Regions from separate parts of the Homo sapiens genome. Here region 1 is linked to region 2. A link is a contact called in ENCODE Hi-C or POLR2A ChIA-PET data. All regions are on one chromosome and are shown on one strand. The core of a region is the stretch at or near the end of the contact, and the rest is flanking DNA. Distances in the headings are between cores, read along the strand shown. Region 1 overlaps CT69 (cancer/testis associated transcript 69). Region 2 has its middle 37 kb from the start of LINC01010.

Region 1 (3,233 bases), core at 314-2,813, 58 kb after region 2:
GTTTGTGGATCACCCAGGTCCTCTCCTTTCCTCCTTACTAGACATTATATCTCGCTAGAGATTAACTTGGGGCATATAGTTTTGAAGCCAAGAGCTTAGGACATTGGACCCCCACCATTTACTAGCAAGACAAAGTAGTTACATTCTCTGAGCCTAGTCCTGCCTGTTGGGGTTATTGTGAGAATCAAATGAGATGTTGAAAATCAGCATTGAACACAGCATTATTTAGCACTGGTGTTTTAGTCCATTCTGCTATAACAAAAAACCCAAACTGGGCGGCTTGTAGACAATAGAGATTTATTTCTCACAGTTCTGGAGACTGAGAAGTCCAAGATCAAGGTGATGGCAGATTCAGTGTCTGATGAGGGCTCACTTCCTCACAGACAGCACTTTCTTACCGGCAGGAGGTGCCAGGGGTTTCTCTAGGCCTTTTTTGCAAGAGCACTAGTCCCATTCCTGTGGGCTCTGCCCTCACGTCCTAATCACCTCCCAAACGCCCTGTTGCCTAATCACCTTGGGGATTACGATTTCAATATATAAATTTTGGAGGGACAAAAACCTTCAGTTCATTGCAACTGCTAACCCCTCAATAAATGTAGCAACAAATAGTTAATAATTCCTTATTAATATTTTCTAATTAATCTAGTGATGATTATTCTTAAGGAACACTAGACCAGGATTTTCCAAATTTCCAATTTTTTTCATATCGACCTAAGCAGTGTTAGTTATCCATTTATCATTTACTTGCTGTATATTCCCTCCTATGCTTAAAGACTATCATTAATTTTTTTCTTGAATTTATCTACAGATTTCAAGTATCTTCACATTTTCTCCCAGAACTATTTCTCAAACAGGGAAGTCAGTTTTATTACCCTGCTTCAGGCCTTTACGCAGTCTGGCGAAAGACTGCGCACCTAGTCTACAAGAAACCTGGTCAGTCTAGAGATGGATATAGAGGGGAAAAAAATCAAATTCTTTTTTTAAAAAACATTGAATTGTTCACTGAGTAGTAACAGGCAAAAACCGTGATTGCAAGAATATCTGTGAAGGTTACCATGTTTGCAAAGCCATTTTGAATAACTGTTTGGGGCTCTGCTCTCAAACCCTGGCAGTGGAAAGCAGAGGCCTGGTGAGCCAGGCTCCTCTGCAGCCCCACACCAGGCTCTGCCCATCAGGTACTCCATATCAGAAGAGGGAACTGAAAAGTAGAAACCATACAGAGTCCTTTATTTATATTTTTTACTTGGGAGGTGACAGTGACAACTGGAGCTTCTGGCAGCAGGGGCGGTGGTTCTGGTGTTTGTTTTCCAGTGTCAGCCTAGACTTTGGCTGCCTCTGCCCAGTGGCCGTGCAGTGTCAGGGGAAGCGGCCATGGAGACTTCTGGGCTGTGCTCCTGGGTGCATGGCCTCCAAGGCTGGCTCTCTGGCTTTCTTGCAACAGTTCTGAATGCTGCTCCATTCCTTTGCTGCTTAAAAACGTTGAATGAGTTTGGCTCTTTATAACTGTGTGCCCCAAACCCCAATTTCCTCAACCCCCACACTCCTCCCATTTCCTCATTTCAGTGCATGGTAACTATGTCCTAAGCCAGTTGCTTGGATCCATCCGTGACTTCCCTCTTTCTCTCCATTTCTCTCAATAGCAGCATTAATTATTTTTAGAGACAGGGTCTTGCTCTGTTGCCCAGGCTGTAGTGCAATGCCGAGATCATGGCTCATTGCAGCCTTGACCTCCTGGGCTCAGGGATCCTTCCCATCTCAGCTTCCCAAGTAAATACAGGCACATGTCACCACACCCGGCTCATTTTTAAAACTTTTTAATAGAGATGGGGTCTCACTATGTTGCCCAGGCTAGTCTTGAACTCTTGGCCTCAATTAATTCTCCTGCCTCAGCCTCCCAATATGTTGGAATTACAGGTATAAGCCACTGTGCCCAGCCTTGTCTTTCTCCAGAGGCTGTCACCCCCATAGCCTATTGTTACCCAGGTACTAGAGTGATCTTTCAAAAAGTAAATCAGATTATGCTGCTCCTTTTCTTAGAACCCTCCTCACTCTGATTAAAGAATTCCACTGTGGCCTCCAAGACCCTAAAAGGGCTGCTCCCTTGTTATTTGTCTCTAATTTATCAAGCACCCGCTTCCTTCTGCACTCACTGCTCTCCACACACACTGGCCCCAGGTTTACAACCTTCTCCCAGGCAGCTCCCACACACTGCCCCTTTGCTAGTCTCAGAACACCCCCAGCATGCCACCATCTCAGGGCCTTCTTGTTGGATCTCCTGTGCCCGGAGCTTCCTCCCTCCAAGACACACACTCTCCACCATTTCTGCAGTACCTAACTGCCTTATTTCTTCAAATGCCTTTCCCTAAATCTCCCCAGGTCACCACACGCAGCTCTCTTACTCTGCTCTGTTTTTTTCCACGTCATTTCTTTTTTTAAATTTTCTTTTTTTTTTTCAATCTCCAATGTGACAGTATCCATAGCATTTCTTATCCTTCAAAATATATATCAATTTGCTTATTTCCCAATTGTCTGTCTCTCTCCCTGTTAGAATATAAGCTTCATGAAGGCAGGGACTATCTGATTCCTGCTATACCCTTAGGGTCTAGAATGTTGCCTAGTTCATAGTAACTACTCAAAAAATATTTGTTGCATAATTAAATGAATGAATAAATGAATATGGATGCATACAGCATTCTCTATTGTCTGAGAGTTTATAAGGAGGTCATTACCAGTCACTCAAAGAAATATTGTAGAGGCAGCAACCTTAATGGAAATCAGTCAGAAGCCTTGAAGGAAATGACTGATTTTATCAATGTTCTTCATTTTAATAAAAAAGAAAAGTTTAAGATTTACTAAGGTCTGACTGAAGGCTTTCTTAAGCTTAGTCAGAGATGTCCATGGTACAATTTAAGGGGCACATTATGGAATCACCTGCCCAAACCAACTATTTTCTGTGGTCCATCATAATGTCTAAACTTCTCAGTATTTATTATTTTATTTATTTTACAAATATGCCAGGCCCTATTCTAAGAAGTTGGGATATAGCAATCAACAAGTCAACATCCTGTCCTCATGGAACTTACGTTCTAGTTGGGAACAGACAATAAAGGAAGAAACACATGTATAGCAAGCACCAGGTGGTAAGAAAAGCCAGGAGAAAACTGACAACAGGCAAGGGAGAGGTGGAGGTAGAGATGGGTCTGTGTGGCTTTTAAGACCACAGCTAGGGAAGC
Region 2 (3,228 bases), core at 591-3,090:
AGCAAAGAAAAGCAAATGGCCAGGTACAGTGGCTCATACCTGTAATCCCAGTACTTTAGGAGGCGAAGGCAGGAGGATAGCTTGAGCCTAGGAGTATAGCTTGAGCCCAGGAGTTCGAGATCAATCTGGGCAACATAGTGAAACCTCATCTCTATTAAAAAAATACAAAACTTAGATGGGTTTGGTGGTATGTGCCTATGGTCCCAGCTACTCAGGAGGCTGAGGTGGGAGAATTGCCTGGGCCCAGGAAGTTGAGGGAGCAGTGAGCTGAGATCATGCCACTGCACTCCAGCCTAGGTAACAGAGTGAAACCCCATCTCAGAAATAAATAAATAAGAAAAGCAAAGAAATATGTTTCAGTTATTAAATATATGTCATTATCAAGTATGTTCCTAAGAAGAGAGAATTTCCAATTAGACTAGACATCATGAGAACGGGATCTTCCGCTTAATCTTTTTTTTTTTTTTTTTCTTTGAGCTAGGGTTTCTCTCTGTTGTCCAGGCTGGAGTGCAGTGGTGTGATAATAGCTCACTGCAGCCTCAACTTCCCAGGCTCAAGCAATCTTCTCACCTCAACCTCCTGAGTAGCAGGGCCTATAAGGCAGGCACCACTAGACCTGGCTAATTTTTGTATTTTTCTGTAGAGACAGGGCCTCACCTTGTTGCACCACCTGGTCTCAAACTCCTGGGCTCAAATGATCTGCCTGGCTCGGTCTCCCAAAGTGTTGGGATTACGAGCGTGATAGTCAGTAGTCCCTACAGTCAGCTCATGCAGGACACTGTGAGCCACTGTGCCCCGCCTAAAATTTTAAACATCTGATAATCGGGAGAAATTTTCCATGGACTAGCCCTGGCTCCATATGTCTCAAACCTTGTGTGTCCTCCGTGGTTGGTAACCTTGTGGTGCCAAGCACTACTAGGAACATTCGCAGTGAGGCAGCCTCTGGCCCAGCACTTTCATGTCTCAGTGCTGGCTGGGTGGGCCCAGTGGATAGTCAGAGCCTGCCTAGGAGCCACTCCTACACTAGGACAACTGGCATTAACCACGTGGAAGTGATCATGAACTATAGAAACATATACCAGTAAAACCAAATAAATGTGTCCTCAACTAAACTTCCCTTCAGCCGCATCTCAAAAACATATGTAGCTGCTCCAGCTTCACTGAACTACGGAACTCTGATATAGGAAATTTCTACCTGGATTAGATGTAAGAGTTTTAACAAACTATAGCAAAAGTATATTATTACTGCAACTTTTATAAAGCATATAACCATGTGAACACATTGCCAGGGTTTCTCCCAAAGTCTTGGAAGAGACCGATGAAAGTGATGGGCTAGGAAGATTAATCTCTCTCTTTCAAACTCTTTTTTTCTATCCCAGGGCTTCATAAGCCCATAAGGCATTTAAGCACCTGCTTTAGAGGAGGAAGCTGTGTTTTCTTTACTTTTAGAGGATGGGGTCACTAAGCCTAAATGCCACTGGTCCACTTGGGGGCAGTTATCCAATTCTGATCTGACCCCAATTATTGCTTTTTACTCTATCATGACTAACTAGGAAATTAGCCTAACAATTCTCATGAAAACGAGTGATTGTGCTTTTCCTGTCCTTTTAATACCCAACTTAGTTTTAAAAGAATATTTTGATGCTTAATTTAGAAAAAAATAACAGTAATATCAGAATATTCACCATGTAACAAGGGCTTATTGGATAAAACAGATTTTACATATTACTGTGTTTAATCCGCACTCTGCTGTCAAGGAGGCAGGTGGTCATATAGCTGTCTCACCAAATGCAGCAACTGGTTAAGAAAGGTTAAACATCTTGCCCAAGATCACAAACTTGTAAATGGGAGAACTGGTTTTGAAACCTGATCTGTTTGTCCCTAACATCCGTGTTCTTTTATTCTACTTGCTTGTCTTGCTGTGGCAAATCAGAAGAGGGTACACAGATATTCAAAGTGACACAGTGTTCTAGTGACAGTTTCTCTTTAAGGAATTGGAGATGACCCACAATCAGGGAGTGGAGGGATGAATAACCCTTACTCAGTTTGACTTTCTTTTGTTTCTGTCCTATATCATTCAGTTACAAAAAGAGTAAAAGGAAGCCTGGGCAGGTAAAAACAACACATCTCCTTTATAAGAAACAAGCAAACTAGTTGTATTTTAGAAAATACATTTTGATTTCTTTGCTAACGAGGCTGAGCATGCTTCATGTTTTTGTTGTCAAATTATATTAGCTTTTATATACATTGTCTTTTCACGATAAGTACTTTTTCTTCTTTTCTTTTCTTTTTTCTTTTTTTTTCTTTTTTTGAGATGGAGTCTCACTCTGTCACCCAGGCTTGAGTGCAGTGGCACAACCTCGGCTCACTTCTCCTGCCTCAGCCTCCGATGTAGCTGGGATTACAGGCATGCACCAGCACATCCGGCTAATTTTTTGTATTTTTAGTAGAGACAGTGTTTCACTGTGTTGGCGAGGCTGGTCTCGAACTCATGACCTCAGGTGATCTGCCCACCTCGGCCTCCCCAAGTGTTGGGATTACAGGCGTGAGCCACCATGTCCAGCCGATAAGTACATTTTTTAAAGGTTAGGCTGGGCACGGGGGCTCACGCCTGTAATCCCAACTCTTTGGGAGGCCTAGGTGGGTGGATCACCTGGGGTCAGGAGTTCAAGACCAGCTTGGCCAACATGGTGAAAACCCCCATCCCTACTAAAGTACAAAAATTAGCCAGGCATGGTGGTGGGCATCTGTAATCTCAGCTACTCAGGAGGCTGAGGCAGGAGAATCACTTGAACCCTGGAGGCGGAGGTTGCAGTGAGCTGAGATTGCGCCATTGCACTCCAGCCTGCACAATAAGAGTGAAACTCCATCACAAAAAATAGAAAATAAAAAAAAGTCATTAAAATTTACCTGAAATGAAGGAATATTTGTGATGGGTCTGGGCAGGGAATGGAGTAGTGAAAGAAGTGAGAATGGGAAAGAACACTTCCTATCATTCTTAGCCATGATGATAATCTTTTCTCTGTAAGTTCTCGTATACTTGAGAGAACTGAATTTATTTCTCTTGTAAAAACCTTCAAGCCCTTGCTCTCTCTCTTCCTGGCAAAATCTGACCCATGAGTGAGTCTCACTCCTGCTTTGCCACGACCTCACTGAGGGCAGGAACCTACTGAGCAAATTCCACAATGAGCTGAATTGGAATCACCACACATTCATGGTGATCACTCC

The links. Hi-C counts contacts between places; a loop is a spot of excess contacts on that map. ChIA-PET counts read pairs that join two places held with the same protein, here RNA polymerase II (POLR2A). Pooled maps may share reads with other maps.
Region 1: a loop to region 2 is called in a pooled map of gastrocnemius medialis, with 2.9 times the contacts of the local background. The contact joins two enhancer-like sites. A Hi-C loop is called at or near these places in 2 of 168 maps with a recorded cell type or tissue (gastrocnemius medialis and psoas muscle) and 2 of 50 pooled maps. POLR2A ChIA-PET finds 5 or more read pairs at or near these places in 3 of 52 experiments (MCF 10A, Panc1 and activated T-cell).

What each region holds. Positions count from the first base shown.
Region 1 is chr6:134,457,713-134,460,945 of GRCh38, forward strand. All of the region lies in intron 2 of CT69 (cancer/testis associated transcript 69), which reads right to left. All of the region lies in intron 1 of LINC01010 (long intergenic non-protein coding RNA 1010), which reads left to right. Among named protein-coding and RNA genes, the nearest start is that of CT69, 20 kb to the right of the region's middle. Within about 2 kb of position 1,564, at least 2 of the 41 ENCODE cell types and tissues checked have a DNase peak (open chromatin) inside an H3K27ac peak, as active enhancers do.
Region 2 is chr6:134,399,236-134,402,463 of GRCh38, forward strand. No RefSeq gene overlaps it. Among named protein-coding and RNA genes, the nearest start is that of LINC01010, 37 kb to the right of the region's middle. Within about 2 kb of position 1,841, at least 2 of the 41 ENCODE cell types and tissues checked have a DNase peak (open chromatin) inside an H3K27ac peak, as active enhancers do.